2 separate regions of the Mus musculus genome follow, and region 2 is linked to region 1. A link is a loop called in an ENCODE intact Hi-C map of the cell type or tissue named here. Cell type or tissue: gastrocnemius. All regions are shown on one strand. Region 1 overlaps Fblim1 (filamin binding LIM protein 1). Region 2 overlaps Clcnka (chloride channel, voltage-sensitive Ka).

Region 1 (5,000 bases):
GTGTGAGGCCACAGTGGATGAATTGTCTAGTGGTGTCACCTGGAGCCCTGGCCTCCTTGTGCAAAGGACAGGTTTGGATGTCCCCTTCGGGAGGCCAAGATTCAGTGCCCCCCAAATGTGGCTTGTGCCCCCCCAAATGGGGCCTGTTCCTGTGGGTAGGACTTCACGTATCCTGACTAAGAACTTGCCAGACCCTGAGTCTTAACCCTGGTGAAACAGGGCTGCCTTTCTCCTGACCTTCCAGCCTCACCCAAAACAGGAATGTAGAGACTGTCAGTTATTCCCCACCCTCCACTCAAAACTCACAGGTTTTCTCAGAACAAGAGGAGCAGCCAACCAGAACTCACCTTGTCCCTCCTACTGTCCCTTCCTCAGTTCCTTCCCCCTTCTCTGTCAGCTCAACGCTCTTTCCCAGGCTGCCCCGAGGCAGCTGCTTCCTAACTGTTACCCTACTTCCTTTAGGGGGTCCCCCTGATGAAGCCTTCCAAAAAAATCACCTGGTAAAGGAAGTATTAAGTGAAAATTTTCCAGGCTAGCTCATTGGTAGACCCCAGACTCTCAGAAGACACAGGTTCCGGCCCCATATAAGGAAGGAAAAGCTGGGTGGGAGTTGTCCTCGGCTCCAAGAGCAGCCACACGGCACAGTTTAGAACAGCTATGGAGAAATCTGTGTGCTAACAGATATCAGTTTCTCCACAAGGGGAAGGTGTTGGGAAACCTACCGAGACAGGACAGGATTTTTACCCACCTGCCTTTTACAGAGCTATAAAACAGCTTCCAGACAAGGGGAAAAGCTGGGATCCAGCCACCAGCAAGAAGAATGTGCTGTGTGGACAGCTCATAGCTTTTGACCAAGGCCCAGGCATTTTCCACACAAGGCAGGTCATGAAAGGGTTCAGTCCACAGTCCAGCCTCTGAGAAGTGTGATTCACACACACCGGATGCCAGGCCTTTTCTTGGGGAGCAGAGGACATTGCAAAACACTCTAAAGTTCAAGGGCTGGGCTAAGCTCTTTCAAGGACCGAACACATCAAATGCTTCCCTTCTCAGGGCTGAGAATATGGTTTTGTAATGTCCAGCTGCTGCAGCAACACACACATGTGTGTGCGTGCACGCTCACAGACACAGACACACACACAGGCATGTGCACAGGCACACACACGCACACACACACATACGGTTAGTGAGATGGATCAGAGGTGAAGGCAGTTGGCACCAAGTCTTAAGATTGCCAGAATTCATTGGCGGAAGGAGAGAACTGCAGGTTGTACACACACACACACACACACACACACATGTAGGAACAATTGAGCTGTGGCATGCAGTTACTCCTCCACAGAAATAAATAAATGCAAAGAAAAAGGCTTTGTGGGGCTGGAGAGATGGCTCACTGGTTAAGAACACTGACTCTTCTTCCAGAGGACCCAGGTTCGATTCCCAGCACCCACTTGGTAGCTCACAATGTCCTGTAACTCTAGTGCCAGGTGCCCTGGTATCCTCTTCTGGTTTCTCAAAGCACAAGGTGCACAGATATGCTTGCAGGCATACCTATAAAATAAAAACAAATTAAAAATATATAAACAAATGACCTTCAGGTTTTTGTCCATTTATTTATTTGTTTGTTTAGGTGTTGAGAAACATTGGTCTCATGCATTCCAGGCTGACCTCGAGATTTCTACAATGAGAGTGAAGTTCTGGTCCTCCCGCCTCCTCTCCCTAGTGCTAGACCACACTCAGGCACTTCCACTCCTGATTTATGCAGTGCTGGGGAATCGAACTCTGAACTCTGGCTGTCAGGCGTTGTGGCAAGAGCTTTTGCCCACTGAGCCATCTTGCAGGCCCTTCTTGTTTGTTTTTTGAGACAGGGTTTCACAATGCACCCGCGGTTATCCTGGAATCTACTCTGTAGACCAGGTTGGTCCCGAATTCACAGAGGTCTGCCTGCCTCTGCCTCCCCTGAGATTAAAGGTGTAGGCCACCACCGCCCCAGCTTGTCTGTTTTTGAGACATGGTCTCTCTGCGTATTACAGGGTGGCCTTGTACTCTAAGCAATCCTCCGTCCTCTGCGCCCCCGACCCCCCATTTCTGGAATTACAGGTGTGTGCCACACACCCTATACCTCTTTATATCCGTTCCAGACGGGGTCTCAAAGTACCTCAGGCCAACCTGGTACTTACTATGTCCTCAAAGATAACTTTAAACTTTGGCTCCTCCTGCCTCCACTTCCTTCCGGTACTTCTGGCATGCACAGGCCTGCTCAGCCATCACCTGGTCCCCTCTGAAGGTCTTTCTGGTTGAATAGGCAGCAACAGGCTCTACATGCTAGTGAGGTCATACTCCAAGCACCTGGGTGTGGCCTCAGGCGAGAGGGACCCTGGCACAGGGCCATGGGCAAGTTCAGCGCTCCCCAGCAACTCCTGATGGTCCTTTGTTCAGAGTCCAAGTTCCCAGGTCTCATTCTTGAATTTCCGGGCATCCCCTCCAAACAGGTGACAGTTTGGGCCAGCGACTGGCTTAATCTCCGGCCGCAGGTCTCCTTTCGAGAGGCCGCATTCCTGAGACAGGTGGAAAAGTTTCATGACCACGTCACTCTTTTGGGATGTTTTCTCTCTCCGAAATATGAGCATTGAGAACCCTACGCGTTGAGAAGCTGGTGAGAAGCCAGAGAACCTTGGCTCCGGGTATCAACTCGCTGGCTCATGCTGCCCCCTAGCGGCTGAACGCCACATCTGCCTTGACGCAGCCCAGAACCTGCAACTTGCAAACTACTGCCTAGTTTCCCAGGACCCCTAAGCGGGGTAATGCATGTCCCCTCACAGGAGTCCCAATGCACGTCACCACTTTATCAGCTTCCCTTTAATTAATTCATATATGTATATATTTATATAATTTGGTGCTGGGGACAGAAGCCAGTCAAGTACATACATGCTAAGTGTATTCAAATCACTGCGACACCCCCCACCCCCAGTTACCCATATATTTAAAACGAAGCCTCATGAGGCTCTGGGTTCGATTCCTAGAATTCCAGAATATAGGAGTTGGAGACAAGGGATATGAAGTCAAGGCAATCCAGGACGATATAGTTAGTTCAAGGTCAGCCTGGGATACTCAGGACACTATCTCACTGAAACAAAACCCCCAAATAAAAACAACCAACTCCCCCCACCCCAGACAAAAACAAGACACAAGGAAAGAACATATGTTTATTTTTTTCTGTGTGCAACTTAGAAGTTACAAAGCACAAAAATGATTTTTTTTCTACTTTACATTTTATCTCTATTAGATGTGTGTGCACAAACGTGTATCTTGGTATGCAGGTGTAAACCAGAGGACAACTTATAGAATTGGCTCTCTCCTTCACTGTGGGTCCCAGAGACAGGACTCCGGCCATCAGACTTGGAAGCCAGCACCTCTACCAGCTGAATCATCTTGCCTGCCTTAAAGTGAATTTCCTTAAGAGGGAGAATGTTCTAGGTGTGGCTTCACAGAGACAGTGGTTACGGGCAGCCTAGCAGCAAAGCTGAAGTGGAGGCTGGGTGGCACACATGGGAGACCAAAGAGATGTGACTTCTTTCCCTAGCCTCTTTGGTGTGTGTGTGTGTGTGTGTGTGTGCGCGCGTGCGCGCACTTGTAGAGGCCAGAGCCCCAGTAAAGTCTGGAGGAAGGAGGCTCAGCCTCGAACTTGTTCCTTAGCAAATCAAAGGCTCTTAATCCAGGTCTGGGAGCCCCTCACAGGAGCTCACAGGGTGTGGAAGCAAGCAGAGGCACGTGACCATCCTCCCTCCCATCCTGAGCCCAGCTCAGCACGGATTCTACAGGAAGGAAGGCTGGGTCGCCGCTACCTCACGTTCTATGCACTTATGATTTATTATTATTTTCTGAGACAAATCTCTGAATGTGGCCAAAACTGATTGGGAATTCTATGAAGTCTAAGCAGGTCGCAAGCTTCTGGCAATTTCCCCCAGCACTGGGATCACAGATTTGCACCACCAAACCCCAGTAGTTTGTGCATTTTAAGATTGTAGCTGTGGCTGCCTTCAAATGCAGAGATCCATGTGTCTCTGCCTCCCAAGTACTGAGATTAAAGGTGTTTGCCATTAGACATGGCTAAATTGTTTTTTTTTTTTTAATGTATGTGTGTGTGCCTGAGTGTAAGCGTGTACACCACATGCATTAAGGTTCCAAGGAGGCCAGCAGAGGGCGCCAGCTCTCCGGAAACTGGAGTTGCAGGACAGGTAGTTATGAGCCTCCATGAGGGATGCTGGGAAATGAACTCTGGTCCTCCGCAAGAGGAGCAAGAGCTCGCTCTTCATCACCGAGCCATCTTCGCAGCCCCTGAACCAAGGGAAGATGTTTACTGATTTTACCCCACCAAAAAAAGAAAAAGAGAAAAATTCAAAGATTTCTCTCCCCCAAATCCAAAGAATATTGTTTTGAATCTTTTAGTAGATCAGACTAGATTGAACATAGAAATCCACCTGCCTCTGCCTCCCAAGTGCTGGGATTAAAGGTGTGTGCTATCATGTCTACTACACACTTATATTCTCAAAAAATACTTTTTGGAGTGGCTGAGAAGGCGCACTTCAAACAACTTAGCTCTACAATCTAAGCTGAGGTCTCAGCGCCTTCTGCTAGGCAGCTAAGCATCATGGTCAGAGACACAGGTATCATCCTGAGACCTGTCCCCATAAACATGTCAGGGCAGCACTAGAGATGGACCAGGGTTGCAGTCTGGTGGTGAGAGGCCTCCTGGTCAATGAAGGGAGAGGAGTAGAAAGTCTGGGGGTGGGGGGTGCTGTGTACTAGGAGGCCAAAGCCCAGTGTCTCAAGCCTGTCTGTGCATTTAGACACTATGGGCTGAGCAGTGTGCTGGTGCCCAGTGAGGTTCAAAAAGAAAGTACTCAAGAAAAGTCAGGAGGGGAAACCAAGTCAGGGAAGGGCCAGCTATCGGGACTCTTCAGCAGCAACCAGCAGCACTCCGCTTCAGGTGACAGGGCTTG
Region 2 (5,000 bases), 190 kb before region 1:
AGGGACCAATTGCAAACTCCTGAGGGAGAAGATGGGTGAACAGTGGCTCTGGGAATCAGCTTTAGTTTTATTTTCTCAGGAGCTACTGGCTGTGAATAGATAATCCCAGAAGGTACGTCTCGTAAACCGGGGTGAGATTTGTCCCTTCCAGACCAGAGAGATGTTGTCCTCTCGGGGGGCCGTGATAAATGTGGAGCCCTGTTCAGCTGGGTAGAGCTGGCTGATGCACTGAGTAGCTGGGCTGGGCTGGAGGAGTGCAGGGAGGGAGGGAAAAGGGGCAGGGCTCTGTGCAGCATCTGGAGCCCTCAGCTGGGTTCCTGTTCCGACCCCCACACGGCTCACTTGGGGGCTGGTGGGTTGATCAAGGTGGAAATGGCTTTCTTCAGCTACAACAGAGAAAAAAGGATCGAGGGGGAGGGAGGGTTGGGGGGATGGAGACATCTCTGGCCTCTATCAAGTGCACCCCACATCGAGTCTGTGGATTTACAGCTGCCATCTATCCCGTCTATCCCGTGGCTTAGATAAGGGACTCTGAAACTCAGAAGGTGGCAGGCTGGTAACTGATGTCCCAGTGGTCATTTTAGTCCAAGGAATAAAGTACATCAGAGTTCCGTGGAGTTTTGAAAGGGGAACGTTGGCACACACACACCCCTGTCCCGTCCCCCCCCCGCTCCCCCCCCCCTGCCTGCTATGTCCACCCTTAAGACCCAGTACCTCCACCCAGGACACAGAGCCCACAGCTCTGCCCCGTGACGTCACGAACAGCGCCTGAAGGGTCAGCAGCTCAAAGAGCCTGTGTGCCTGCAGGGGGGTTGACAGGAACCGATGGGGTTAGGGAACACCCCTCTGCCCACACACCCTTCTCTGGCCAGGTGAGTGAGTCCAGCCGTCAGTGTCTAGTCTAACCACTAGGGGGAGCCAGACTCCACATAAGAAGCAAGGCCTTTGGTCCAGGTTCCCTGGGTCTCAAGGACATCGGTCCCTGGCAGAAAGTTTGGGGCCATAGCCAGGTTCCTAGACTGAGTCTGTCATCCCCACCCCAAGTGCCTGCTTTGAGAGGCTGAGTAACCTAGCAGTTTTCTCACAGGAGTGTGTGTGTGGGGGCTCAATTGGGGTCCCTGTGTGATGCTAAAAACCTTCTTTAAAAGTTTTTTTTGTGGGGCTGGAGAGATGATGGTTCAGTGGTTAAGAGTACTGACTGCTCTTCTGAAGGTCCTGAGTTCAAATCCCAGCAACCACATGGTGGCTCACAACCATCCGTAATGGGATCTGATGCCCTCTTCTTCTGGGTCTGAAGATACTACAGTGTACTCATATACATAAAGTAAGTAAATAAATCTTTTTTTAAGGTTTTTTTTTTTTTTTTTTTTTTTTGTGGCTGGGCAGTGGTGATGTACGCCTTTAATCCCAGCACTTGGGAGACAGAGGCAGATTTCTGAGTTCGAGGCCAGCCTGGTCTACAGAGTGAGTTCCAGGACTGCCAGGGTTATACAGAGAAACCCTGTCTCAACACATCCCCCACCCCCCAAAAAAGTTTTTTTGTTTGTTTGTTTAGTTTTTTTAGACAGAGCCTCTCTATGTAGCCCTGGCTGTCCTGGGACTCACTGTGTAGACCAGGCTGGTCTCAGACTCACACAGATTTTCTTGCCTCTGCCTCCCACATGTTGGGATTAAAGGTGTTTACCGCCATGCCCAGATTTTTTTTTTTTAATGTGCATGGGTGTTTTGCCTGCATGCGTGACTGTGAACCACATGTATGACGTGCCTCTAGGGACCAGCAGAGGGTGCTGAATCCTTAAGGGCTGGAGCTGCCATGTGCTTGCTGAGAATTGAACCCTGACACTCTGGAAGAGCAGCCAGTGTTGCTAAAGCTAAGGCATCGCTCCAGCCACATGGATGCTTCTAACTAACAAGCACCGGTTTCTATCCAAAAGCATGTGTTTCCCAAGCTCGCTCAAGTCCCTATCTCCTCTGCATCGCCCCAGGAACCCTGGTGATGACCCAGGCTGTGGCTGCTGGGCACGTCTGTAGATGAATGTGTGTGTGTTGTATGTGTGTATATGTGTTGTGTGTGTATCTGTGTGTATATAGTGTGTGTTGTATGTGTGTATATGTATATGTGTTGCGCATGTATGTGTGTATGCATGTGTATGCATGTGTGTATATTGTGTGTGGTATGCAAGTATATGTGTTGTGTGTGTATATATTGTGTGTTGTTTGTATGTGTGTGTGTTATATGTGCTGTGTGTGTATATGTGGTATGTGTGGTATGTTTGTATATGTGGTGTGAGTGGTGTGTGTGTGTGTATGTATATGTTGTGTGTGTGTATATTGTGTATGGTATGTGTGTATATATGGTGTGTGTGTGGGGGGTATGTATGTATATGTTGTATTGTGTATATTGTGTATGGTATGTGTGTATATATGGGGTGTGTATATGTGTGTAACACCTCACAGAGGGAGGATATGGAGCCTGTGTCCCCATCAGTTCCACCCTTTTTCCCCCTTACCTGATATAGGGAGGTCTCTGGGGACAGCTGCAGGGTCACTGGCTGTGTGGGGCAGCCACCAGCCAAGATGTCCTGGAGAAATCGCTGGGATTGGAGAAAGAAAATGGGGTCTGAGCCAGCCTATAGTTCCCAGACTCCTGACCCTTGAACTCCTCTCTCCCTTCAGAGCCCTGATCACACGGCCACTCTGTCCCCACACCTGGCAGGGGAGCCCACCTCTTGGCCTGGAGCCCAGGAAGCTGGCTGGGTCTGAAGGGCTTGCACCAAGTGGGTCCTTTCCACAATGCCCACCAGGGTCTGAGACTCTAGGAAGTACAGAGGAAGGGACTTGTTATAAAAATAAAAGTCACATTATCTGAGTCCCTACTATGTGCCATGAACATGCTGGTCGCTTCTTTTTAAAGATTTGATTATTATTTTTATTTTATGTGTATGAATATTTTGCCTGCATATGTGCACTACACATATTATGTGCAGTGCCCACAGAGGCCAGAAGAGGGTGCCAGAGTCCTCCGAACGAGCCAAGAGTTAAGGACAGTTGTAAGCTGCCATGAGAGTGCAGGAAACAAAGGCCAGGTCCTGTAAGAACAGCCTTGATCTTAACCAATCTCTCTCCAGCCTCATTCATGCTGGGTGTTCTTAAGTGTCAGAGAAAATTACAGATTTTTCAGTCTCCTAGGACACCTTTCATCCAGTTTACAGCTGAGGGAACGCAGGCTGAGGGGCACAGTGGGTAACTGTCCTGTCTCCTGGAACTCAGTTTTAGACACAGATGTTTGACAGCTGTGGATGGCCATATCATCCTTGACTAGCATCCCAAGAGCCACCCCCAGGCTGCTTTACAATGACTTTCCATCTCCAAACCTCTGGAAGTTAGCATGCTTATTATGTCCATTTCATTCACAATAAACCAAAGCACAGAGAAGCTAAGGACTTGTCCCAGGTCACACAGCAGTCTGGACTCAGAGGCACATCCAACACCCTGCCTGCCCTTGCCGCCCTTACACTTAGAGGGAATTTACACGCAGTGCCCCTCCCCCACCCCCACCCTAGCCGAGTACCTCTGGTCTCCACCAAGGGATACTGAGACACATCTGTGGAGGTCACCACCTTGACCACCTCCTCCAGGGGCATGTCCTTGGCCAGTGTGGTGAGGTTAGAGTTCATGAAATGTTCCACCGTTACAGGGTAGGAGCTGTGGACAGAGGAAGCATGTAGCAGGCCCTGCGGTGGGGGTGCTGGCCCCCCCAGGACAAGACAGGAAACCTTGCTGGGAGAGCTTCCATGTGTGATAGCTGATAGTTTAATTTTTTAAAAAGATTTATTTATTTATTTATTATATGTGAGTACACTGTAGCTGTCTTCAGACACTCCAGAAGAGGGCATCAAATGTATTTTATGTATATGAGTACAGTGTGGCTGTACAGATGGTTGTGAACCTTCATGTGGTTGTTGGGAATTGAATTTTAGGACCTCTAATCACTCTGGTCAGCCCCTGCTTACTCCAGTCACCACCCCCCCTCACTCCAGTCAACTCCCTCAGTCCCTGCTTGCTCCGGCCCAAAGATGTATTTATTAACATAAGTACACTGTAGCTGTCTTCAGACACACTGGAAGAGGGCGTCAGATCTCATTACAGGTGGTTGTGAGCCACCAGGTGGTTGCTGGGATTTGAACTCAGGACCTCTGGAAGAACAGTCAGTGCTCTTACCCGCTGAGCCATCTCTCCAGCCCTCGCTTGTTCTTTAGTATTTAAGTTCAGGACAAAGCTCATGGGATGGCACTGCCCACACTTAGGGACAGCTGACACCGCCTAGAAACTATTTTGCCAAGGTCTCATTATATATCTTGTTAAGTTGAAGGTAAGAATTAAACTATCAGGGGCTGTTGAGATGGCCTCAGTCACGGCTGCTCTGGAAACAGAAACTGCTGGGTGCATTCTGGTTGAGGAAGGATCTCAGACCGCATCTGCATCCTAGCTCCTGACCACCTAGTTAGGTCGGAAGAGCAAGAGAGAGAGGAGAAAGGCCTCCTAACTGATGTTCAACCTCCTCGTGACCTGAAGTAAGACTTGTCCAAGCTCTGGCTTTCTCTCCCAGCCCCTGAAGCTCCCGGGAGGTTGAGGGCCAGCTAATGGGCTGAGGGCAATTGCAGTGGTGTTGGGGTGTGTGTGTGTGGGTGGGTGTGGGTGTCCCTAAACTTCCACACCACCCTGGCCATCCCATTCCTCAGTCCCAGGCTCACCCAATCTGTCGGCCACGGATCCACGGCAGGTACGGCAGTTTCTTGGCCATGATGGTGCCATCGTAGAAAGAGGGCTGTAAGTTTTGGGAGATGACATTGGCCGCCAGCACAGCCATCAGCACAGGCAGTGCGTGAACGATCTGGCCAGTCAGCTCAAAGGCCAGCAGCGCTGTGGAGATGGTGTGGGTCACTGCTCCGGAGAAGGCAGCAGCACCTGCAGGAGCAGAACCACCATGGGTAACTCCA

What was found. Hi-C counts contacts between places; a loop is a spot of excess contacts. Peaks named below come from ENCODE experiments on the same cell type or tissue, not always from the same donor. Only the 100,000 strongest peaks of a DNase experiment are listed, where the experiment ranks them.
Region 2: it touches region 1 in a loop (9-fold over the local background); 14 of 42 quality-filtered maps call a loop at or near these places.

What each region holds. Positions count from the first base shown.
Region 1 is chr4:141,572,873-141,577,872 of GRCm38, forward strand. Fblim1 (filamin binding LIM protein 1) reads right to left here. Exons shown (of 9, transcript NM_001163256.1): 9 at 3,190-5,000. The coding sequence ends at 4,958. Among named protein-coding and RNA genes, the nearest start is that of Fblim1, 25 kb to the right of the region's middle. In gastrocnemius, CTCF peaks have their summits at 2,724 (motif pointing left) and 4,183 (motif pointing right); DNase peaks (open chromatin) are centred at 2,396 and 2,700; H3K4me3 peaks cover 445 bases; H3K27ac peaks cover 2,949 bases.
Region 2 is chr4:141,384,563-141,389,562 of GRCm38, forward strand. It overlaps Clcnka (chloride channel, voltage-sensitive Ka), which reads right to left. Exons shown (of 20, transcript NM_024412.3): 15 at 4,755-4,968; 16 at 3,572-3,705; 17 at 2,727-2,815; 18 at 2,511-2,594; 19 at 715-801; 20 at 49-386. The coding sequence ends at 339. Among named protein-coding and RNA genes, the nearest start is that of Clcnka, 12 kb to the right of the region's middle. In gastrocnemius, CTCF peaks have their summits at 907 (motif pointing right) and 3,008 (motif pointing right); DNase peaks (open chromatin) are centred at 890, 2,747 and 3,006.